Regions from separate parts of the Homo sapiens genome. Here all the other regions are linked to region 1. Evidence: chromatin loops called from intact Hi-C (ENCODE). Cell type or tissue: endothelial cell of umbilical vein. All regions are shown on one strand. Region 1 overlaps RFX2 (regulatory factor X2). Region 2 overlaps ACSBG2 (acyl-CoA synthetase bubblegum family member 2). Region 3 overlaps LOC105372255 (a long non-coding RNA gene). Region 4 overlaps MLLT1 (MLLT1 super elongation complex subunit). Region 5 overlaps RANBP3-DT (RANBP3 divergent transcript). Region 6 has its middle 20 kb from the start of MLLT1.

The links. Hi-C counts contacts between places; a loop is a spot of excess contacts. Peaks named below come from ENCODE experiments on the same cell type or tissue, not always from the same donor. Only the 100,000 strongest peaks of a DNase experiment are listed, where the experiment ranks them.
Region 2: it touches region 1 in a loop (6-fold over the local background); 3 of 110 quality-filtered maps call a loop at or near these places.
Region 3: a loop joins it to region 1, with 19 times the contacts of the local background. A loop is called at or near these places in 105 of 110 quality-filtered maps.
Region 4: it touches region 1 in a loop (3-fold over the local background); 14 of 110 quality-filtered maps call a loop at or near these places.
Region 5: it touches region 1 in a loop (10-fold over the local background); 16 of 110 quality-filtered maps call a loop at or near these places.
Region 6: it touches region 1 in a loop (16-fold over the local background); 49 of 110 quality-filtered maps call a loop at or near these places.

The regions. Positions count from the first base shown.
Region 1 is chr19:6,045,984-6,049,983 of GRCh38, reverse strand. RFX2 (regulatory factor X2) reads left to right here. Exons shown (of 18, transcript NM_000635.4): 2 at 2,480-2,577. The coding sequence starts at 2,488. Among named protein-coding and RNA genes, the nearest start is that of RFX2-AS1, 15 kb to the left of the region's middle. RefSeq lists a silencer at 959-1,078. In endothelial cell of umbilical vein, CTCF peaks have their summits at 1,000 (motif pointing left) and 1,869; DNase peaks (open chromatin) are centred at 923 and 1,813; H3K27ac peaks cover 401 bases.
Region 2 is chr19:6,164,153-6,168,152 of GRCh38, reverse strand. ACSBG2 (acyl-CoA synthetase bubblegum family member 2) reads right to left here. Exons shown (of 15, transcript NM_030924.5): 7 at 2,138-2,287. The region is part of intron 2 of LOC105372255 (a long non-coding RNA gene); the gene reads left to right. Among named protein-coding and RNA genes, the nearest start is that of ACSBG2, 30 kb to the right of the region's middle. In endothelial cell of umbilical vein, a CTCF peak has its summit at 1,999 (motif pointing left); a DNase peak (open chromatin) is centred at 1,992.
Region 3 is chr19:6,123,851-6,127,850 of GRCh38, reverse strand. LOC105372255 (a long non-coding RNA gene) reads left to right here. Exons shown (of 4, transcript NR_187772.1): 4 at 1-2,425. Among named protein-coding and RNA genes, the nearest start is that of ACSBG2, 9.8 kb to the left of the region's middle. RefSeq lists a silencer at 2,019-2,313. In endothelial cell of umbilical vein, CTCF peaks have their summits at 1,331 (motif pointing left), 1,928 and 2,127 (motif pointing right); DNase peaks (open chromatin) are centred at 1,340 and 2,150.
Region 4 is chr19:6,217,061-6,221,060 of GRCh38, reverse strand. It overlaps MLLT1 (MLLT1 super elongation complex subunit), which reads left to right. Exons shown (of 12, transcript NM_005934.4): 7 at 3,020-3,107. Among named protein-coding and RNA genes, the nearest start is that of MLLT1, 61 kb to the left of the region's middle. RefSeq lists an enhancer at 3,405-4,000. In endothelial cell of umbilical vein, a CTCF peak has its summit at 2,384 (motif pointing left); DNase peaks (open chromatin) are centred at 1,180, 1,750 and 2,380; H3K27ac peaks cover 1,969 bases.
Region 5 is chr19:5,985,915-5,989,914 of GRCh38, reverse strand. The region is part of intron 1 of RANBP3-DT (RANBP3 divergent transcript); the gene reads right to left. Among named protein-coding and RNA genes, the nearest start is that of RANBP3-DT, 9.5 kb to the right of the region's middle. In endothelial cell of umbilical vein, a CTCF peak has its summit at 2,391 (motif pointing left); a DNase peak (open chromatin) is centred at 2,404.
Region 6 is chr19:6,298,122-6,302,121 of GRCh38, reverse strand. No RefSeq gene overlaps it. Among named protein-coding and RNA genes, the nearest start is that of MLLT1, 20 kb to the right of the region's middle. In endothelial cell of umbilical vein, a CTCF peak has its summit at 2,124 (motif pointing right); a DNase peak (open chromatin) is centred at 2,161.

The DNA of each region.
Region 1 (4,000 bases):
AACTCTGTCCTCTGACCCTTCAGGATAACGAGGCTGATGCTTTCTGGCACCCAAGCATTTGTGGACTGGGGCATGCCCACAGGCAAAAAGCCACAGACTCATTGGTCTGACCTATAAGACAACACATGGTAAATAGTGTGTTAAATTAGGGGAACAGGCTGGGCACGGTGGCTTATGCCTGTAATCCCAGCACTTTGGGAGGCTGAGGCAGGCAGATCACATGAGGCCAGGAGTTTGAGACCAGCCTGACCAACATGGTGAAGCCCCGTTTCTATAAAAATACAAAAATTAGCCAGGCATGATGGTGGGTGCCTGTAATCTCGTCTATTCAGGGGACTGAGGTGGGAGAATCACTTGAACCCAGGAGGCAGAGCCAAGATCATGCCATTGCACTCCAGCCTGGGTGACAGAGCAAGACTTCGTCTCAAAAAACAATAATAATAATTAATAAAAATAAATTAGGGGAACACATTCATGTGTAAATGCCTGTGATGTGGAACAACTTGCTTTCTGGAAGGTGCATTCTGGCCATGGTGGACAGACCACGGTCTCGCCATTTATCCCCAACACTCTCATGGCCTCTTCTTACTTAAATAAGGTCTGGAGTTTGGAGCAAAATTATTTCCACCTGCGGAACAAGGAACTGGTCTTAGTCAAGTCAGCATTCTGACTTTATCACTGGTGGACTCCTTTCACAAAGAGTTCTAGTCAAATTATCTCCTAGTATCACTGATGCTACCCGCTTGGCTTCAGACGGGAACAGCATGGTGGATGGTGTGCAAATGACTGATTTAAACATTTAAAGGAAACTGTAAATACAAGCAGCTTGTAACAGAAAAATTCCAAAGGTCAGTTCTGTCAAAGACAGAGAGTGAGTTGAGGACTCAGGAAATACACTATGGGAAATTTACAATCTTTTGAAAGAGTAGAAGGTAGGAGGTGCGGGCTGTGTAAGGTTTAGTTAACGCCCCAGCCAATCACCGTGTGGCTCTGGGGCCATCTAGTGGTGAGAAGTGAGTCAGGCTCACACAGAACAGAAAAATCCCCAGGCACTGGCCGTGGGGCTCTGGGTGGCATCGAAGGCGTTTGGGAGGGGACGGGGGCGGGGGCCGGGGAGCGGTGGTGGTCGGGGAATAGTCCCCAACAATACAGATGGGATTAATCCAGCACACTCGAATTCAAACACACATATCCCTTTCTGCTTTCCTTAGGTAAATTAATTTATTGTAAGTTTGACTTTTCATTTTTAAAAAGCTTAAAATTTTTTTCACTCATTATAAGAGATAAAACCTCTGGGGGTGATAGAGAAACGTAAAAGTTCTAGCAAATGTCTATTGTGTTCTGACGATGTCGTGGGCACCGCGATGTATGTCTGAGGTTCAGTCCTCACCACCCCCAGCAGGCAGGAGCCATGGAGACCCCACACTGGGAGGGTGACATGCTCAAAGCTGGTGCCAGGACGGGGGACTGGTGTGCCTGATCACAAAGCCACCTCCCTACCTAAGTGTGTGTACTTAACTATGTCTCAAATGCTCAACATAGCCGATTGTTTATTTAAAAGTGAAGACTGTTCGACTTTTAGCATTTTCATGGAACAAATTTGTATCATCTGCCACGATATTAAATGAGTGGTTTTATATAGAATTGTAAAACTACCTATTTGAAAGATGTATGCCTCTGACAGCAAAGAAATATATGTTTATACTTTCTTGTGGGCAAAGATGGCTTTGAACAGAAGGCAGTTTTTACTTACTGCCAAAATTCGTGAGGACTTTTATCCAGCCCAGGATAAAATGTACTGTTTCTTTGCTCCCTCTGCAGGTCACCTTTTCTCTCCCTAGCCAGTGGTTCTCACACTGCCCTCCAGGGGTCACTTGGCAATATCTGAACACATTTGTGATTGCCACAGCTTGGGGAGGGGGCGCTCCTGGCATGGAATGGGTGGAGGCCAGGGGTGCTGCTCAGCACCCTGCCGTGCCCAGAATGGGCCTCCAACAGCAAAGAAGTATCCAGCTCAAATGTCAACGGTGCCACAGTGGGGAAACCCAGCCTTAGAGTTTCTCCCGTTGTCGTTTGGGGTGCAGTAGCTTCCCAAATGGCAGTCACCCACCCAGAGCTTTTGATTTCTGGGTAAATGAGGAAACAATTGAGCCCTTCAAAATAGTTCAACCTGCTCAGACTTGGGCACAGAGCCAGTGTCCCGGCCTTCTGTTGAGGAATTCCTGCCATTGTGCGCTGACAGAGCCCTTTTTGGGTTTTATATTTGGAAAACTTTCTCTGGCCCCTCTCTCCTTCTGTGGGACAGTTGTGCAGCCTGTTTCCGCAGCTCCTCACTTAGGCAGTACCACCAGGGTCTCTGCCTTTCGACTTTGAAGAATGTAGCTGGTTACTCCTTCCCTCCCTTGAACTTGTTAGTTGCCTCTTCGGATTTCAGTGCTTGCAGCCCTTGCCCACCCAATCTCTCTCCGCCTTTCTTTAGACCTGAGCATGCAGAATTCCGAGGGTGGAGCGGATTCGCCAGCGTCCGTGGCTCTGCGTCCCTCGGCGGCAGCCCCGCCTGTGCCAGCCTCCCCGCAGGTAACGCGCGCCTCTCAGCAACAACAGGGTGGCCACAGTGTGGACGCGATCTCTATGGGTTTGAAAGCTGCTCAGATCTGCAAAGAGAGGAATCTGTATTTTTCTGAATGGACTTCTCAGTCCCAGTGCTGCTGCTGTTGAAATAGGCACAATTTCCTTAACTGTATTTGGCTTTTTCAATATTTGTTAAAAAGATCCCATCAAGGAAACAATGACATGAATGGAAAAGAAACCACTCTCCCAAATCTGACTTGATCTCTTCTTAGCTTTCAGTGGAGGTTTTCTTGTACTTGGAAATGACCCTTTTACACAGAAATGCTTTATTAAGAATTAAGAAGTAAGGCCGGGTGCAGTGGCTCACACAGGTAATCCCAGCACTTTGGGAGACTGAGACTGGCAGATTACTTGAGGCCAGGAGTTTGAGACCAACCTAGGCAACATAGCCAGACCCTTTCTCTAAAAAAAAAAAAAAAAAATTAGCCAAGCGTGGTGGGCTGCACCTGTAGTCCCAGTTCCTTAGGAGGCTGAGATGGGAGGATCACCTGAGCCTGGGAGGTTGAGGCTGCAGTAAGCCATGATTGTGACACTACACTCCAGCCTGGGTGACAGAGACCTTGTCTTTAAGAAATAAAAAATAAAAAATTTAGCCAGGCATAGTGGTGCACGTCCTGTGGTCCCAGCTACTCAGGAGGCTATGGTGGAAGGATTGCTTGAGCCCAGTGGTTTGAGGCTGCAGTGAGCTGTAATCATACCACTGCTCTCCAACCTAAGTGACAAAAAAAAAAAAAAAAAAAAAAAAAAGGCAAAAAGGCAAAAGATGAGTTAGAATTTTTTTTTTTTTTTGGGGGGGGACGGAGTCTCGCTCTGTCGCCCAGGCTGGAGTGCAGTGGCACGATCTCCCAGGTTCAAGTGATTCTCCTGTCTTAGCCTCCCGAGTAGCTGGGATTACAGGCGTGTACTACCACGCCCGGCTAATTTTTGTATTTTTAGTAGAGACGAGGTTTCACCATGTTGGCCAGGCTGGTCTCGAACTCCTGACCTCAGGTGATCTGCCCGCCTCAGCCTCCCAAAGTGCTGGGATTACAGGCGTGAGCCACCACGCCCAGCCTAGATGAGTTAGAATTCTTAAGATTTTGTTCAAAATAGAATCTAGCACCTGAATGAACATATTCTTTAAAATTCGCAGAGAGAGAATTTTCACATTCAGGCTTTCTCTGCTCCTGGATTTCTACCGTGGAATGAAATAAGCCATAAAGAAGACAGAAATACAAAGCGAATGGCACCGGCCACATGAAACAGGCTGGAGGCTCATCACAGTGTGCAGAGGTCCACTGTGGCCGTGTGACCACCTCGATCTGGAATCTAAAAGTTAGGAGCACAGCAAAAAGAAATGATTATGGTTTTAAAACACACAATTCAGGGC
Region 2 (4,000 bases), 120 kb before region 1:
GAGAAGGGAGATGGGGCTAGGCTTGCAGTGCCTTGTGGGCCTCAGGAGACTTGGGCTTTTACCTGGAGGGAAGTGGGAGCCATGGAGGGCTGCAGACAGAGGAGGATTGGGACTTGACTCAGGTGCTCACAGGCACTCTCTGGTGGCTGTAGAGAGGATAGACTGGGGGTGGGGGTGAGGGTGGGAGTTGGGTGGGAGGCGGGTAACCGGATGGGGTGGAAGCAACCACACAGGTCCAGGGGAGCGATGATGGAGACTGGGCCAAAAATAATTTTTCTCTATCATGCATCATACAATTGAGTCCAAGGGCTTCTGTAATGTCTGAACTTTTAATTTGTACTCCCGTGATTTATTGCCAAACTTGAAGCCTGCTTTCCTTGTTGTTATAGCAAAATATATTTATGCATCAAATTTTACAGGAAGCCAAGTTTTAATTTACATATAGACCTTAGTCCTGGGCCCGTGATATTGCTCAGACAGACAGTGTGGGAGAGTAAAAACCATAGTTGTAGAAAAATCAGAAAACTTCTAAGAGGCCTTGAGCTAAGATGCAGGAGGAGGAAAGGAGTTCTGCTGAAGGAGACAGTGTTGGCAAAAGATTTGGATTCATGTTAAAATGAGAAATTCAGAGAAGATTTCCAGGGTGTGGATCTAGGATCGGGACCTCCAGACCCAGGGGGATGATCCTAGCTCCACACCTTGCTATACAGCACTAGCTGAGACAGTGTATTAAGGGAGTGGAGGCTGACTTTTGCAATCTTCCATTGCTGACCTTCCATGGGCCAGGCCCTCTGCCAGAATTGGGCCCTCTACTCTCCCCATTTTACAGTTGGGCAAACTGACACACAGTTTGGTGATGTCATATGACCAATGTCACACCAGCTTACATGGTTACTTACAAGTAGCAAAGCCAGGATTCCAACACTGAGGTGGTCAGACACCAGTGTGTGCTGGTAACTATTACCCTAGGCTGAGGGGGGGCAGGGAAGCATTTATAAGAATGCTTTTATAGAAATTCTTCATTTAAAAACCAGCAGGCCAGGTGTGATTGCATGCACCTGTAGACCCAGCTACTTGGGAGGCTGAGGCAGAAGGATCACTTGAGCCTGTTGAGTCTGAAGCTTAAGTGCATGATGATTGTGCCTGTGAGTAGTCACTGCACTCCAGCCTGGGCAACATGGTAAGAACCCATCTCTAAAAACAGTGTAAAAACAGACCAGGTGCTGTGGCTCACGCCTGTAATCCCAACACTTTGGGAGGCCGAGGCAGGCAGATCACTTGAGGTCAGGAGTTTGAGACCAGCCTGGTCAACGTGGTGAAACTCCATCTCTACCCAAAATACAAAAAATTAGTTGGATGTGGTGGCACTGGCTTGTAGTCCCAGATACTCAGGAGGCTGAGGCACGAGAATTGCTTGAACCCAGGAGGCAGTGGTTGCAGTGAGTGGAGTGCCACTGTACTCCAGCCTGGGGCACAGAGCCAGACTCGGTCTCAAAAAGCAAAACAAAACAAAACACACACACAACTGAAAAATAAAGTAGGCTGGGCGTGGTGGCTCATGCCTGTAATCCCAGCACTTTGGGAGGCCAAGGCGGTGGATCACCTGAGGTCAGGAGTTCAAGACCAGCCTGGCCAACTTGGTGAAACCCTGTCTCTAATAAACATACAAAAATTAGCCAGGCATGGTGGCGGGTGCCTGTAATCCCAGCTACCTGGGAGGCTGAGGCAGGAAAATCACTTGAACGGAGGCAGAGGTTGCAGTGAGCCAAGATTGCGCCACTGCACTCCAGCCTGGGCGACAGAGGGAGACCCCATCTCAAAACACACACACACACACACACACACACACACACACACACACACACACACACAACCTTCCTGACTCACACAGAGGAATCATTGTCTGCTGGGTGCATACCCTGCCAGACATTTTTCTGCTTTTGACATGGCCAGCATTCCTTGATCTCAATCACTGCACTCTGCTGCCCCCTAGTGAAGCAACTACGCTACTCTCTAACCCCCAATGGTGAAGGAGCCACACTGCGTACTAGACCCTGGAATGCCACCCTGCCCCTGGAAGCCAACAAGAGAAACAGCCCAAAGGCCACCACTCCAGAGCAAAGGGACTTTGGCGTACGTTGTCATGACTGAGCATCACTCCCTTGGGTATGCCTGTGGTCCCTGAAGTGTAGATGAGCACTGCGCATTGATTCGCCTTCTGGCTCTCGATGACCTGCTCCAGTTGGGTGTCAGGGATACTTCTGCCAAGTTCCATGAAATCATCCCACTGTGGACAGAAAAGACAAGCGGAGGATGAGAAGGCAGTCGGGAGTCCTCTCACCCAGCCAGACCTCGTCCTATCAGCTTTTCCTAAAGAATGATCCTCAGCAGGTGGAAGGGCTTAGGATGTGCCAGTCCTGGCACCTCTTACAAAAGTCCCAAGATCTCTGCTTCCAGTTCTGCCACTTCCTCGCAGCGTCACCAAGCCACTTAAGCTCCCTGTGCCTCAGTTTCCTCATTTGTAAAATGGGAATGATGTCAGGACGCAACTCCTTGGGTTGTTCTAAGCAGTAAGAGAGTTAATATATGCAAAGTGCTCAGAATAGTAGTTGGCAGGTGGTAAGTGTTCTACGGAGTTAGGTATTATTTGTTCGCTGCCTTCCCAAATTCCACTCCCCACTCTACTTCTTAGTCACCAATTGGATGGGGCTGACTTCACCCACAGATCTGGAAGTCAACCCTAATTGGCTCAAACTGTTCTATCAGCCTGGGTTATGGTGATTGGATCAAGTCTGGACATGTGACCTCAAGTGGTCCAATCATAATGAAGATGAAGACTTTACCTGGGAATTCTGAGACACAGACTGTGTATGTGAATGAGTCAAGATGTAGCTCTAGGAGCTGCTGAACCATCTCAGGACTATGTGAGAAAGCAAGGCTGGAGCGGAGCCAAGAAATAGAGAAAGGAAAATAGAGCCTGGGCACATTCTTTGAGCCCCTGGTTCCAGCCATGCCTGAAATCCACGCCCTGAACTGTAGTTGCATGGTCCAACAGATTATCTTTTTGTTTGTTTGTTGCTTAAGCCATTTGGGGTCAGACTTTTGTCACTTACGACCAAAGGCATCCTTATTGATAATTGATGCATTGCCTCACTCTGGCAGGTGAAGAAGCTGAGGCTCAGGGGTGGTAGATTACTTGCCCAAGGCAGATTACTTAAGGCAAGTGAAGAGAGGAGCTAGCATTCAAACCCAAGGTCTGACTCCAGAGCCTGTGCTCTTAACTATGACAGAATTCGGTGCCGCAAAGTGAACTCTTGGGTTGTATCGACTGAGCATCACATGGGATCTGCAGAAATTCTACCATTGAACCCCCAACAAAGCACTGGATGAGGGTGATGCGCTGACTTAAAGATGGAGGCCCCTCGGCCAGGCACGGTGGCTCACACCTGTAATCCCAGCACTGGGAGGCTGAGGTGGGCGGATCACGAGGTCAGGAGTTCAAGACCAACATGGCCAGCATGGTGAAACCCCATCTCTACTAAAAATACAAAAATTAGCCGGGTGTGGTGGCAGGCGCCTGTAATCCCAGCTCCTCAGGATGCTGAGGCAGGAGAATCGCTTGAAATGGGGAGGTGGAGATTGCAGTGAGCCAAGATCACGCCACTGCACTCCAGCCTGGGCAACAGAGTGAAACTCCATCTCAAAAAAAAAAAAAAAAGGCCCCTCAAAGTCCTCTACAGATGGCCAGTGTTGCCTGAAACCTGCCCAGGGTGATGCTGGCTTCATCTGAGCAGGCAAAGCCCTTTGCCCAGATAATCTGTAACAAGGTAGGGCAAGGGTGAGAGGAAGAGCACACACAAGCCCTCTGGGGGAACCTGTCCTTTCTCAGAGATGCCCCTAGGTCTCCCTACAAAGGGTGTTCCTTCAAAGGCCGGTAGAAGACCCCCGGCTTCCACAGCCACAAATGACTGGATTGGGATGGGCACCAGACCCATGCTGG
Region 3 (4,000 bases), 78 kb before region 1:
TCTGTACCTTGAAATCAGCCACAGTGGGAGTATTTACACCACAGGAATTGGCAAACACTGCAAATCAGCGCCCCATGCCACTCAAGAGCCAGTTATTAAATATTTATCAGAACATAACTGCTTTAAAGAATTATTTAAAATTCTCAACAATATAAAGGGACATTTTATTATTAAATCCTTAGGGATGGTCCCACCAAAATCCCATATACAGTAATATTAGCAGACTCCAAATGTACTTAGATTTGCTAAAATTCTCAAATGCATTTTTTTTTTAGAGACAGAATCTCACTCCATTGCCCAGGCCCAGTGGTGTGATCATAGCTCAGTGTAGCCTTGAATTCCTGGGCTCAAGCAATCCTCCCACCTCAGCCTCCTGAGTAGCTAGAACTACAGGTGTGCACCACCATGCGGGGCTTATTATTTTATTTTTTTGTAGAGGTAGAGTTGTCCAGCCTGGTCTGGAACTCCTGGCCTCAAGTGAGCCTCCTGCCTCAGCCTCCAAAGTGTTGAGATTGCAGCCATGAACCATGACAGCCAGCCTCAAATGCTTTTCCAATAACACACAGACACAAGCCCTGAAATTTATATCATTGAGTTACTGAATACATATATGTGCCTGGATTTCCCTAGCAAAAATTGGGAAGAAAACATTTACTTTCCTTTTCCAGGCAGGGTGAGTTAAATGGTATGTCTGCAGCTGCGTTGCCAGGGGTCCGTGGCTTTTCAAAAGTGGGTGTCCCTACTGGCAAAAGTGGATACGGGGGTCTGCATGTTCCGTGGCAGCTTCCAGGAAGAATGAGAAGTGGATAAGAGTGGATGGTGCAGGTCTAGAAGCAAGAAAGGTCTGAACTAAATTGGTTGTCACTTGCTGTATAAGTGAGCCAAAGACAGTGTCTTTCTATCAGCCCTATCTCATTTATTTCTTTACAGCAGGCAGGCAGGGACCTCTCAGCTCAAAGCCCACCAGCACCAAGCTCAAATTCTCACACAATCCATTGCTATAAATATTGCACAAATAAGCATATGTTTAGTCATTTAGAGCCCACCTGCTTTGCATACCCCATAAAATTGCACCCAACAACACCTATTAATCACAGAGAAGAAAAATCTTACAGCCATAAGAAACCCCAAATTATTGTTGCCTTTCAGAGTTCTATGATGCAGACTCTCCCCACCTTGCTACTCAATGACATCACCTAGACACTTAAGCCCTGCCTCTAACTCTCCTCTGTCCCAGGAGTTCCTCTGGAAGGAGTCCTGCTGGAAGGGACATTCCCCGCATGCAAACCTATCTAAGTGCCGTGCAGTAAAGCTTGTTATGCAATACTGCCATCTTATGGTCCTGTTTTGTTTTGTTTTTTTTGAGCTGCCCCATCAGGAATCAATGATGTCATAAGTCATGGCTCCTGAAATTGCAATTTTCTTGTGTGTGTGTGTGTGTGTGTGTAAGCAAAATTAGGCCAGGCATGGTGGCTCACACCTGTAATTCCAGCATTTTGGAAGGCCAACACGGGGGGATCGCTTGAGGTCAAGAGTTTGAGGCCAGCCTGAGCAACATAGTGAGACCTCATCTCTCCTAAAAATTTGAAAATTAACGCGATGTGGTGACACGTACCTGTAGTCCCAGCTACTTGGGAGGCTGAAGCGGGAAGATTGTTTGATCCCAGGAGTTTGAGGTTGCAGTGAGCTGTGATTGCACCACTGCACTCTAGCCTGGGCAACAGAGAGAGACCCTATCTCAGTTTAAAAAATAAAATACAATAAGTTTTAACGAATTAATTTTTGTTATGTCTTGTGGTCTTTAAATGACACACATTTGACAGAATGCAGTGGACATTGACAGTACCAAGTAACACTGCTATGGCCGAGAACAGGAGTGGCCAGGTGGCATCTGAAAAGCTCTAGTTCCTTGGTGTGTCATCTACAGCCATGAGCAGCCTCATCCAAGGCTCCTGTCGGGGTGGCCAGTATGGAGTGAGGTCTGGAGGTGTGTCTTTGATCCCTACGTCTGACACTCGCTGTCCACCACGAACATCCTGTGTCACTGTGGATCCAGGTACTGGAAGATACTGAAGGAGTCCATGTTCCAGGTGCCAAGGTAAGGCCATGAAGCCAAGGTGCAGTTCTTGGAGAAGACCAGAAGGGGGCTCCTGGTAGCTGCAGCTCCAGATAAAGCCTCCAAGTCCCCATCTTCACGTGTATCAGATTCTTCTGTCAATTTGCAGCTGGTATGCTCTTTTAGCAGGGATCAAGCCAGCAACTGGATGACTCCTCCAACAATGCATGCAAATTAGAGCATCATTATCATTTGAAGTGCCTGATGGGAAAACACTCAACTGGATTCAAAAAGCCATTTACATCATTACAACAATTTTTGAAACTTATATTTGTTAATGAATAAAGAAGTTGGGGTCCTTAGACATAATTTCACCTGTTATAATTTTTTAAAGGCTTGTAGAAAATGGTTTGAAGTTTCTTACCACTTGCTTGTGCACGTGACGTTTCTTGCCAATTGTGTCTATTAAAAATTTGAGGGGCCGGGCACAGTGGCTCATGCCTGTAATCCCAACACTTTGGGAGGCCGAGGTAGGCAGATCACCCAAGGTCAGGAGTTCAAGACCAACATGGCGAACATGGTGAAACCCTGTCTCTACTAAAAATACAAAAATTAGACGGGAGTGGTGATGGATGCCTGTAATCCCAGCTACTCGGTAGGCTGAAGCAGGAGAATCACTTGAAACTGGGAGGCAGAGGTTGCAGTGAGCCAAGATCTCACCACTGCACTCCAGCCTGGAAGACAGAGCAAGACTCTGTCTCAAAAAAAATTTTTTTTAAAAAATATTAGAAGCAAACCAAATGTCTGTCAACAAAAGAATAAACCTATAAATAGTGATATATTTTTATAATGAAATACCACTCAGATTTTTTTTAAAAGAATGAACAACTGATGCATTCAACAATATGAATGAACTTCACAGATATAATATGCTAAAGAAGCCAGAAAAGGCCAGGCGCGGTGGCTGACGCCTGTAATCCCAGCACTTTGGGAGGTTGAGGCAGGTGGATCACTTGAGGTCAGGAGTTCAAGACAAGCCTTGCCAACATGGTGAAACTCCATCTCTACTAAAAATACAAAAAATTAGCTGGGCATGGTGGTGTGCACCTGTAGTCCCAGCTACTTGGGAGGCTGAGGCAGGAGAATCGCTTGAACCAGGAGATGGTGATTGCAGTGAGCCAAGATCGCGCCCCTGCACTCCAGCCTGGGTGACTTGTCTAAAAAATTAAAATAAAAGAGTAAGCAAAATACACGTGGTGGTAGAAGTCAGAAAAATGGGGTAGAGGTATTAACTGGAAAAGGACAAGAGAGAACCTTCTGGGGAGAAGGAAATGTTCCATACCTTGATCCAGGTGCTGGTGGTAAGGATTCACACACACACACACACACACACACACACACACACACACACACACACACACGTAAAAAGTCACACATATGTAAACAATTAAGAATTATGCACTTTGACATCTGTAAGTTACATCTCAATTTGTTTTTGTTTTGTTTTGTTTTGAGACAGGGTGTCACTCTGTTGTTTAGAATGGAGTGCAGTGGCACAATTGTCGTTCACTACAGCCTCAACCTCCCTCAGCTCAGGTGATCCTCCCACCTCAGCCTCCCAAAGTCTGGGATTACGGGCATGAGCCACAGTGCCCAGCCTCCTGTGTCTATTAAAACAGTCATAATAATAAAAGCGGTACAGTTCACACAGTGATGTCCTTAAAATAATGCAGATGAAGCCAATGTCGTTTATAAAGATGGGAACTAGTCGCAAAGCCCCCACTGTCCCTTTCGTTAGATTGCCTTGCCAAGTTGTAAGGTAAATCTTTGTATCAATCCTGAAAAGTTGGTAACATTCAGGCACAGAACCTAGACCAGTCAACGCACTATGTTACCGTTACAGCTTAGTCGTAATTAAGCTAAACATTGAACATTCTCTTTTTT
Region 4 (4,000 bases), 170 kb before region 1:
ATGGAGGTGGTGGGGCTGGCTGGGGGTGACGGTCCAGCCTCTGGGTAACAGTGCATCCTGGCTCATAGACACATGGGCTGGCAAGGCTGAGTGCCCGGTGCTCCCATGGCTTGGCAGTGGCTGAAGACGGCACCATCTGCTATGACCCTGAGGCGGTGGGGGGGCCGGTGCCACCTTCCAGAAGTCCCGGCCCATCTCAGTAGCCCTCCCAGCTGTGGGAGGGCCTGGCGGTGCCTGCTGGGCACCGAGCCTGACCCCTTCTCTGCCTGTGCAGCAACCACAGCCCTGGGCAGGCGCTTGTCCCCTCCCTTCTACCCCAGGGTTGGGGATAGGTACTGAGTGACATGCAGTCCCAGGCCAGGCATCTCCAGGCGAGGTCTTCTGGTACCTGGGGCTGGGTGTGCAGCACGCTGGGCAGCGGCAAGGCAGCTCCACGGCCCGCTCCACTCCGCTCTGCTCACCCGGCCTGGCCCCCGGCAGTGAGTGAGTTGGCTCCTGGCTCCCGCCACCAGTGTTGTGAAACAGCTGGAATATTTTGTGGGGAGCTTCCTGCCACCTCGGACGCCGCTGCTTAGAGTGGCTGGGTGGCCTTGAGGCTGGAGTTGCTGGAGGAGGCTTTGGGACTTCCTCCTGGCCGAAGAAGAGCGCCCCGCGTGCTGAGAGGCTTTTGAGCAATGCGGCTTAGCGCCCCGAGGTCTGTGCGGGAGTGAGACCCAGGCCCCAACAGCACAGAGTCCCTGACGCCTCTTCCCCCGGGGGCTTCACCGAAGCCCAGGCTGCTATGGTGAAGAAGCACATCGGCCTTCCAGACCACTGGCCCCTTGGCTTCCCCTTGGCCGTCTTGGGCTGCTCCTCCCCAGAGGCTGTGTGTGGCTGTGCTACCAGAACCGGCCATCGGAAGAATCTGCACCAGCTGGGGTCTGGCCCACGCCCACCCTCGTAGGGCCACTCTTTGGGCCGAGTCCCCGAGCCGAGCTCCCACGTCCTCCAGCTGCTGCCTTGGGGTCTCCCTGGCCCTTGGGGATCTGGAGTCAGTCGTGGACCCAGTCTGCTCCGCCCTCCCTCTGAGCCCCGGGCGTGCTCCGGTGGCCCTTCTGATCACACCACCTTAGGGCTCTTCTGGCTGAGACCATTTCCGGATTCTTTTCCTCCCTGCCCCTTGGATTTGGGCGGAAGGAAAGGGGATGCGTGTGCCTGACTGGCTTTCCTCTGTCTGGCACGGCGCCAGGACAGGCTTGGGGGCCTCTCGGGGCTCAGCATCCTCTCTGCTTCCATCCCTGCTGACCTTGTGCAGCCTCCTTTGGCCGCCTGAACTGCCCCCTCTCCACCTTTAGTGAGAAAGTGCATGGGATATGGGGCCAGGACCTTGGATACTTCTCCAGTCCACCTCCCTCCAGGTTGGTGCCCACCCCTCTGCCCCAGGGATTCCATCCGGAGGTCAAGGGAGGACTAGCCTTGGCCTCGGTGTGCAGGCAGCTGGCGGTGCTGGGAAAACTGAGGCTGACATAGGACGGCCTTGTTCTGAGTAGCAAGGCCTGCTGGTTAGAAGGCTGGGGTTAAATAGGCCATCTCTCGGTCACCTCTTACTCACCCCTGGCCCCCAAGAACAGAAGTCCAGGCTGTGCATCACCCAGCTCCAGGCAGGCCCAGCCAGGGGTCCTGGACGCTCTGGGGTATGTGTCCGGGACTCAGGTAGCCTGAGTGGGCAGTGACTGATGGGCACCACGGCAGGCTTTCCCAGTGATGATTCATCAGGGAGCGCCATGTGTTGGTGGGAAGGGGCGCTGGCAGGGGCTGGTTTGAGGGGCAGGAGGGGGCTGGGTTGGGCTGCAGTAAACCCTTGGGAAGTCCCTCTTCCCTCTCAGGCACGGGTGAGTCTGGACCTGCTGCTTGGGGAGGCCTTGGGCTTTCGTGGGGACCCTTCTGCAGGGTGGAGGCTGTCTCCTCCACATGCTAGGGGAGGGGCCGGGGGCTCCCAGGCACTCAAGGTCCTGAGTCCCACCAGCTCAGTACTCCGTTCACGGCTTCCCTTGCATGGCTGGCGGCTGCAGCGGCCCCTGCCAGAATCCAGCAGACCAGCTGCCTCCTCCTGATGGAGGGAGGACCCTGGAGGGGACTGGTCTGAGGGGCTCAAGCCACCTAGTTCCACCAGACGGGCCCCCAAGGTGAGGGGGCTGCCCTGGGCCCGCCATGTCCTCTGGCACACCCCTTGGGATGAGCTCATTGGCAGAAATGTGGGCCCAGAACAATGGGCCCCTCCCCGTGCAGGTGTCTGCAGTGCCTGCCTCCCGTCCACCCAGGAGCTACGCCTCTGCCCCATACACGCCTGCCCTGCACTGTCACCCTCTGTCCTGGCATCCCACCCCTTGTGTCCTTGTTGTGGCTTTTACTGCCCCCTGGTGGCTGAGCCTGGAAGGACAGCTGCAGGAGGAGGAGGCGGGTGGGGCCGGGCTTGCCCATGGCTTCTGTCCCCTGTGCACGCACGCTCTTCAGTGTCTTGGGCAGCTGGCGGTAGGAGCAGCGAATGGGTGGGGATACAGAGCTCTCTGCCACCCCTGAGCCCCGGACAGCACTGGGTCAGAACAAGAAGTGTCCACACCCAGCTTTCCTGTTCCAGACATTTTTGCGACACCAGTCAATGCCTGCCCTCTTGGACGAAGGCAAGGCCCACCCACCTGTGGGACTTCAAGCCCCTGCCCCAGCCTCCCTCCCAGTACCCTGTGCACCTGCCTGGGTAGACAGGAGAGCCCACGTGGTCCACACGGTCTCCTGGCGCTACCGGAAACCCAGACATCCACGGGTGTCCTAGGGCTGGCACGGGAGGCTATAGGCTGCGCATGGCCTGGCCGCTGGCTCCTTAGTGGGTTCTCAGCGGCACACGTGGGTACCCTTGGGACCCTAGGGGTGTCTGGGGGAGACCCACTCAGCGTAGCTGCTGCCAGGGGGCCCCCTTTGTCTCTGCTGAAAGGTGACAGCTCTCCCTTTCTCCCCTCCCTGCCCATCCCACCATTGGGTGAAGTCTGCCCAGTCAAGCCCGTCCAACTCCAGCTCCAGCTCAGACTCCAGCTCAGACTCAGACTTCGAGCCATCCCAGAACCACAGCCAAGGTGTGTATGGAGAGCAGCTGGGGGGCACGGATGGGGCCGGGGAGGGCCTGGAGCTCAGGCCACATGGGCATTCCTCAGCGTCCACTGCCTGCACAGGCTGGGCCCTGCAGATCTGTACATGGAGGGTTTTGGTGGCCTGGGGGAGTCTATATTTAAAAGCAAAGCAGGAACAAGTCACCAGACCTCCAGTCAGGCCCGGGGGCACTGTTCCTTGTGGTGGCTGTTGGCATGCACCCCGTGCCTGGAGCCAGGCTGGTGAGGGGCTTCTGGTGAGGGCCCTGCCCATGGCCAGAACTCTCCCTGTGCTGCTGGGGACCATGGACGGACGGCGTCACCTCCTCCGCCCATCCCACCCGCTCCCCAGGGCCAGCGAGGCACTGGCTGCCTGTGGACGGCCGGGGTCTCCTGCTGCCGGAGTGTTTGGAGTGCCCTCTCCCTCTCCAGGCAGGCCACCCTGAGTAGGGGCGGCTTTTTGGGGAAAGGACATAGGCCCATTGGCTGCACCAGCCTGCCCCAGAGTGGGGAGGGCCCTGGGGACCAGGCAGCCTGCAGGACACAGTGGGAGAGCTGCCCTGAGCCCCCGGCCCCAGTCCAGACCCCAGCACCCACTCCCAGGCAAAAAGCGTTTCCACTCCTGGATTGGAACAAGAGCCTCCTTCCCCCTTGGCCTGGAATCCTTTGCAGGGGGGCTGGGGGAGAGGAGTGTGCGGGGTTGTGGAGGGAGTCTGGCCTGGAATTCAGCCGTGCAGTTGCCGAGGGGGCTGGGGGATGGGGCCCTTGAAGCCTACACTCGCTCCAAGTGTTCTTATCTGCCGGGAAGGGAGGGGGACCTACTGAAGCGGGATCATGTGACTAAGGTAATTGAGGGCTTTGTGTCCCTCTGTTGCCTTGGT
Region 5 (4,000 bases), 60 kb after region 1:
TGCCTTGTTGAAATGGACTTCCCAAATCTATCACCGGGCATGCTCAGCAAATATTGAGGGTGTGAGGGAGTGAGGAGGGCCTCCCAGAGAAGGCGTTTTTTACGGTGATGTTGGGAAGGAAGGTGCTGTGCCATGGAGGAGAGAAAAATATCCAGAGGAGTGACAAGGAATTCCAAAGAAACTGGAATTCAGGCAGGAGGCCACCAGAGGTTTTTGATGTAATCAAAGCTGGGCTTTAGAAAGATGTATTCGGGCAGGGTGGATTCACAGGAAGAAACAGAAGCAGGGGGGTCAATTAGGTGCTTGTTAAAATCGTACAAGTGAGGGGGAGAGTTGTGGCTGTGGGGTGGAGCAGGGGCACACAGGAGCCCTGTGGAGATCAAATTGGTGAGTTATACCCGATTTGGTTTGTTTTTTGTGTGTGTGGTTTGGTGTTTTGTTTTGTTTTGCTTTGCTTTGTTTGAGACAGAGTCTTGCTGTTGCCCAGGCTGGAGTGCAGTGGCACAATCTCAGCTCACTGCAACCTCCACCTCCTGGGTTTAATCGATTCTCCCCCTCAGCCTCCTGAGTAGCTGGGATTACAGGAGTGTGTCACCGTGCCTGGCTAATTTTTGTATTTTTAATAGAGATAGGATGTTACCATGTTGGCCAGACTGGTCTCAAACTCCTGACTTCAGGTGATCCGCTCACCTCAGCCTCCCAAAGTGCTGGGATTACAGGCATGAGCCATTGCGCTTGGCTTTTTTTTTCTCTTTCTTTTTCTAATGAACCAGGATAAAAATCTAACTAAAACATCAGGAGTGATGGTGTAATAAGGATAAATATAGCTTTGCAAAATTTTCATTTCAGTGTATGTGTGAGTGCACATATACACATGCATTTATGGTATTGGGCTGCAATGTAAAATGCATATGCATAGGTCTCCAAAGCCACAGTATCATATATGCATGAGTATACGTGCACTCACACAGAGGCTCTCAGGAGGGCTGAGAGTTGTTCTCAGCTTATTGTGAGATCATGGGCCCCTCCTGGAATCCTGTCATGGACATTTTGTGGGGTTTTGCTGTCCAGCATCCATCCTGCCTTCTTTTGGAATAACACCCTGATTCTCTTGGAAGAGTGACCGTCCTTTTGTGGCTTTAAATACTGTCTCTGTGTGGGTGGCTCTCACATATTGAGTGAGGCGGTTCCAGGTGGGAAGGGAGCAAATGAGCTCAGTGTGTTGGGGGTGGGGGGAGCAGTGAGGAGGCTGGTGTCATGGGCACAGAGTGAATGGCAGGGCAGGAGGTTGAGGAAGGCTGCAGAGTCATGGGATGGGGGCTTCCTAGGTCCCGGGGAGGAGCTGGGATTCCACTGGCTGCCTCCACTTGGATGTCTCAAATGGCATCTCATACCACTGGCTGGGCACACAGAGCCCAATATGTATTTGTTGCTCAATAAATATTTGATGGAAGGGCCAGGCACGGTGCCTCAAGCCTGTCATCCCAGCACTTTGGGAGGCCAAGGCAGGCAGATCACCTGAGGTCAGGAGTTCAAGTCTAGCCTGGCCAACATGGTGAAACCCCCTTCTCTACTAAAAATACAAAAATTAGTTGGACATGGTGGCGGTGCCTATAAATCCCAGCTCCTTAGGAGGCTGAGGCAGTAGAATCGCTTGAATCCGGGAGGCAGAGGTTGCAGTGAGCCAAGATCGTACCACTGCACTCCAGCCTGGGCAACAGAGTGAGATTCCGTCTCAAAAAAAAAAAAGAAAGAAAATATTTATGGAGGAATGAATTTGATTGGGGGTGAGCACAAATTAACGTACCGTACCCTGCTGACCCCATCCAACACTTTCTCCTTAGACTCTGAACCCTGCGTTGAAGGGTGAGACTGAAAGCAGTCAAAGATCAGGCATCCTGGGGGAGACACCCGGCGCATTGTCCTCAGTGATTTTTGCTTCTAAGACCTGTTGAAACTGCTGGTTGCTTCTCCTTTCTTTTTGATCTCATGAATATCCTCATAACCTTCCAGTAAATTCCCCCTTGGCTTACATCTTCCAGAACTGCTTTCGGGGGGTTGCAATCAGTCTCCAAACAGGTACACCCTCAGCACCCAGGAATTTTCTAGCCAGTCTCAGAAGGGGATTCTCAGACCTCGTGAAGCCCTCCCGAGGTGACAGCCCCAGTTTTCAAGGTGGGGCATCCATACGGCTTGGCAACAGCAGCAGCAGGCTGGGAGCGAGGTGCAACTAAGACTCCCTACCTCCACTTCCACGACCTGGCTCATGGAAGACACCAGAACCCCAGCAGATGCGGAGCTTACCGGTAAGTTTAGTTTCCCAGAAGGTAGCCAACTGCCCTTTTTCCTGGAGTTGTTTTGATTCCTCTCAAGTCTCTGCTGCCCCCCAGTGGTCACTCTGTGACACAGCGTTTTCCTTTTCACAGGGGACACAAAGTTGGATTTTGCCCAGAAGCCTGGCTGATTTGTTTACTTATTTGCAACGATGCATGATAAGAAAGATCAAAAACAAGTGAGTGAGTGAGCTAATTTCCTTCCTTCCCTTCTCCTCCTCCCCTTCTCTTCCTCGAATATTTCCTATTTGTTTACAAAGGCCCAAAATATCCCCCCAACATAACAATGGGAAAAAGTCACCTGGCAGATACCATTTAAAGCAAGCGATTGGACGGGCGCGGTGGCTCACGTCTGTAATCTCAACACTTTGGGAGGCCAAGGCAGGCAGATCACTTGAGGTCACAAGTTCAAGACCAGCCTGGCCAACATGGTGAAACTCCATCTCTACTAATAATACAAAAATTGGCCTGGCGTGGTGGTGCGCACCTGTAGTCCCAGCTACTCAGGAGGCTGATGCATGAGAATCGCTTGAACCTGGTAGGCAGAGGTTGCAGTGAGCCAAGATTGCACCATTGCACTCCAGCCTGGGCAACAGTGAGAGACTCTGTCTCAAAAAAAAAAAAAAAAAAAAAAAGGTATAAATCGCCATCATGTGCCCTTGCTAGGATGCATTGACACAGACACACATCGCTTCTGCGTAATCCCTGCCAAAAACACTTAACCTGAGTTTCACTGTGAGGAAACATCAAACAAACCCAAAGTTAAGGGGCATTCTACCAAATGATTGGGCAGTACTCGTTAGAAATGTCGTTGTCAAGAAAAGGTATATAAAAAATGGAGGAAATGATCCAGACTAAAGGAAACTAAGGAGAAATACCTACATGCAAGACAGGATCCAGGACTAAATCCTGGAACAGAAAAGGGACACTAGAGCTGAACAGAGGAAATGTGAATAAGGCTTGCACATTAGTGAATAGTACTGTATCAGTGCGAATGTCCTGATTTTGATCAGGATGTGAATATCTGAGGAAGCTGATGGAGGCTATATGGAACTCTTTGTACTATTTTTGCAACTTTTTTTAAGTCTGAATTTATTTCAAATGTATTTATTGTAAAATTTAATTTATTTAATTTAAAATAAAGAGGCTGGGTGCCGCGACTCATGCCTGTAATCCCAGCACTTTGGGCGGGCAGATCACTTGAGGTCAGGAGTTCGAGACCAGCCTGGCCAAGGTGGGCAGATCACTTTAGGTCAGGAGTTCAAGACCAGCGTGACCAACATAGTGAAACCCAGTCTCTACTAAAAATACAAAAATTAGCCGGGCGTGGTGGCGGGCACCTGTAATCCCAGCTACTCGGGATACTGAGGCAGGAGAATTGCTTGAACCCGGGAGGTGGAGGTTGCAGTGAGCAGAGATTATGCCACTGCACTCCAGCCTGGGTGACAGAGGGAGACTCCATCTCAACAAAAGAAGGAGGAGGAGGAGGAGGAGGAGGAGGAGAAAAAGCAGAGTTGATCAGGAGATAGGAATGTGTCACCGAGCAAAGTGAAGGCTTGGGAACCCGGCTGTGGCACTCTGGGCTCTCCACCTCTCAGCACGGCTGACCTGGTTGCAGATCAGGTCATGTGAAGGAGAATGTGGCCCTACCCCATGTTAACAGGATC
Region 6 (4,000 bases), 250 kb before region 1:
CCCCGAAGCAGCTGGGATGACAGGCACCCACCACCATACCCGGGTAATTTTTGTATTTTTAATAGAGACAGGGTTTTACCATGTTGGCCAGGCTGGTTTTGAACTCCTGACCTCAGGTGATCCGCTTAATCAGGAAGGTCTGTTGGTGAAAAAGGACAAAATATTCAACCCCAACTGACTGAAATCACAAACGGACAATCAGCAATATGTACTTTTGTTTGTTTATTTGAGACAGAGTCTTGCTCTGTCACCCAGGCTGGAGTGCAGTGGCACAATCTCGGCTCACTGCAACCTCTACCTTCTGGGTTCAAACAATTCTTCTGCCTCAGCCTCCTAAGTAGCTGGGACTGCAGGTGCATGCAAGCATGCCAGCTAATTTTTGTATTTTTAGTAGAGGTGGGGTTTAACCATGTTGCCCAGGCTGATCTGGAACTCCTGAGCTCAGGTGATCTGCCCACCTCAGCCTCCCAAAGTGCTGGGATTATAGGCGTGAGCCACTGTGCCTGGCCAGCATATCTACTTTTGAAGTTCAGCCCCAGGCTGCAGACCTGGCTGGGTCCAGGCTTCAAATGATGTCACCAGGGCCAGGCTCTCTTCGTCCCTCTGGCTGGCTTCATGGGTGGGAGCGGCCACCAGGAGGGCTAGGCTGCCTTCTTTCCAAGTTTAAAAGTGAACTCAAAAGCTCCAAGCACAGGCTGGGCTTGGTGGCTCATGCCTGTAATCCCAGTGTTTTGGGAGACCGAGGTGAGAGGATTTTTTGAGACCAGCCTGGGCAACATAGCGAGAACCTGTCTCTACAAACAAATTAAGAATTAGCCAAGCATGGTGGTGTACACCTGTGGTCTTAGCTACTTGGGAGGCTGAGGCAGGAGGATCGCTTCATGAGCCAGGGAGGTTGAGGCTGCAGTGAGCCATGATCACACCACTGCACTCCAGCCTGAGTGACAGAGTGAGACCCTGTCTGAAAAAAAAAAAAAAAAAAGAAAAAGAAAAAAGGGCTGGAGCAGTGGCTCACGCTTGTAATCCTAGCACTTTGAAAGGCCAAGGTGAGTAGATTGCCTGAGATAAGGAGTTCGAGACCAGCCTGGGCAACATAGTGAAACCCCATCTCTACTAAAATACAAAAAATTAGCTGGGCATGGTGTCACACACTTGTGATTCCAGCTACTCGGGAGACTAGGGCAGAAGAATCGCTTGAACCCAATTGGCGGAGGTTGCAGTAAGCTGAGATTGTACCACTGCCCTCCAAACTGGACGACAGAGTGAAACTGTCTCAAAAAAAAAAATGCTGGGTGCAGTGGGCTTATGCCTATAATCCCAGCACTTTGGGAGGACAAAGCGGGCAGACCACCTGAGGTCAAGAGTTCGAGACCAGTCTGGCCAACATGGTGAAACCCTGTCTCCACTAAAAATACAAAAAATTAGCCGGGTGTGGTGGCACACACTTGTAATCCCAGCTATTCAGGAGGCTGAGGCAGGAGAATCACTTGAACCCAGGAGGCAGAGGTTGCAGTGAGCTGAGATCACGCCACTGCATTCCAGCCTGGGTGACAAGAGCAAAACTCTGTCAAAATAATAATAATAATAATAATAATAATAATAATAATAATAATAGCAGCTCCAGGCACACATGAAGATGCTCAATATCATTGTTGTTAGGGAAATGAAAATCACTGGTCAGGCACAGTGGCTCACAACTGTATTCACCACACTTTGGGAGGTCAAGGTTGGCGGATCACCTGAGGTTAGGAGTGCAAAACCAGCCTGGCCAACATGGTGAAACCCCATCTCTACTAAGAATACAAAGTTTAGCCGGGCATGGTGGTGGGCACCTGTAATCCCAGCTACTCGGGAGGCTGAGGCAGGAGAATCGCTTGAACCCAGGAGGCGGAGGTTGCAGTGAGCCGAGATCACACCACTGCACTCCAGACTGGGCGACAGAGCCAGACTCCATCTCAAAAAAATATATACTTATGTATGTGTATTGCAACAGGTGGCTGTGTGTGTACTTTTGTGGCAGGCAGCAAACTGGGAGCTTACAGGAAACAGGTTGGAGGCCAAAAGGAATTCCAAAAAGTACCCAAAAGAGGGCTGGACCGTCTACTAGGCAAAATAAAAAGGGAACACTCAACGTTGTTCCCGGGGTGCAAATAAAGTGAACCACTAGAGGGCGGTAGAGACTTAACGTATTAACAGTAACAGTTCCGTTATGGACCAAAAGCAAGACCAGAACATCCAAAATGTTACTTTCTTTGGAGTTCAAGACCAGCCTGGGCAACATAGGGAGACCCTATCTCTACAAAAAAAAATTTTAAAAATTAGCTGGATGTGGTGGCACATGCCTGTGGTCCCAGCTACTGGGGAGGCTGAGGTGGGAGGATTGCTTGAGCCCGGGAGGTTGAGGCTGCAGTGAGCTATGATTGCGCCATTGCACTCTAGCCTGGGTGACTAGATTTAAAAATCTAGGCTGGGCGTGGTGGCTCACGCCTGTAATCCCAGCACTTTGGGAGGCCGAGGCGGGAGGATCACGAGGTCAGGAGATCAAGACCATTCTGGCTAACATGGTGAAACCCCATCTCTACTAAAAATACAAAAAATTAGCTGGGCGTAGTGGCGGGCGCCTGTAGTTCCAGCTACTCGGGAAGCTGAGGCAAGACAATGGCGTGAACCTGGGAGGTGGAGCTTGCAGTGAGCCGAGATCGCGCCACTGCACTCCAGCCTGGGTGACAGAGCGAGACTCCGTCTCAAAAAAAAAAAAAAATCTAAAAAGTTGAAGGGCTACAAGTACAGTTTGTCACATGCATATATTGCATAATGGTGGTCTTGGCTTTTCGTGTATCCATCACCTGAATAATATACTTTGTATCTGTTATACAATTTTTCATCACTTTCTCTCCTTCCATCCACCCCCCCCGCCCACCCAATGTCTATCATTCTACACTCTACACCCATGTGTACACATTATTTAGATACCACTTATAAGTGAGAATGTATAGCATTTGACTTTCTTTCATCCATCTCCAGAACTTTCTCATCTTCCCAGCATGAAACTGTCCCCATGAAACACTCACTCCCCAGCACCCTCCCCTGCTCCTGGCATCCACCAGCCTATTTTCTGTTTCTATGAATCTGTTGACTTGAGGGACCTCTGTTGACTCCTAGGAGAGGAGTGGAATCACACAGGATTTGTCCTTTTGTGTCTGGCTTATTTCACTTAGCATAATGTCTTCAGGGTTCATAGATACAAGGTCTTGCTCTATTACCCAGCCTGGAGTGCAGTGGTGCCATTGCAGAATTCTTGGGATGGTGTCACTTTTCTGGCTGTAAACCTCTGTGGCTGGTGGCATCTTTGCCTGAGTTTTGCTCAGGCCCACTGGGCTCATTCTGCCCACTTGACCTGGCAGGCTACACTCGGCTCTTGCTACCAGCCTGGATCCCACACCTGCCAAGGGTGTGCCAGGTGTGGAGTGGCAAGGGGTGTGTGTTCAAGCAAGCATGGGGTCTAGCCCCTGTGCACAGTCAGACACACCGGCTGCTGCAGCAGGGTGAGCAGCTCCAGGTGCCGGCATGGGCACTGGCTCTCTGCAAGGCTGCGGCTTGGCCAGGTGCACCACAAGTAGCGTCCATGGCTGCCACCAGGGACCATGGTGGAGCCCAGAAGCTTGGAGACTCCAAGCTTCATGCTGGGCCTCAAAGAGGGAGTCACTGCCCTGGCTCAGGGAGCTCCCAGGTCTAGGCTTTCTGAAGGGCTGGAGCTCTTCTCTCCTTCTCATTACCATCAACACGGCAAGCAAGGGGCGTGTTTCAGCCCTGTTTGTGTTATAGCTCTTCCAGTCCTGCCATTCGGCAGGTCCCAAGCTCTTGTCCTGCGCCCAAGAAGAATGAGGTACACGGACAAGTGGAGGGTGAGCAAGGTGAAGAGGAGCTTTATTGAGCAACAGAATAGCTCAGAAAAAAAAAAAAAAAGGCCCTGGAGTGGGTAGATCCTCTCTGTAGCTAG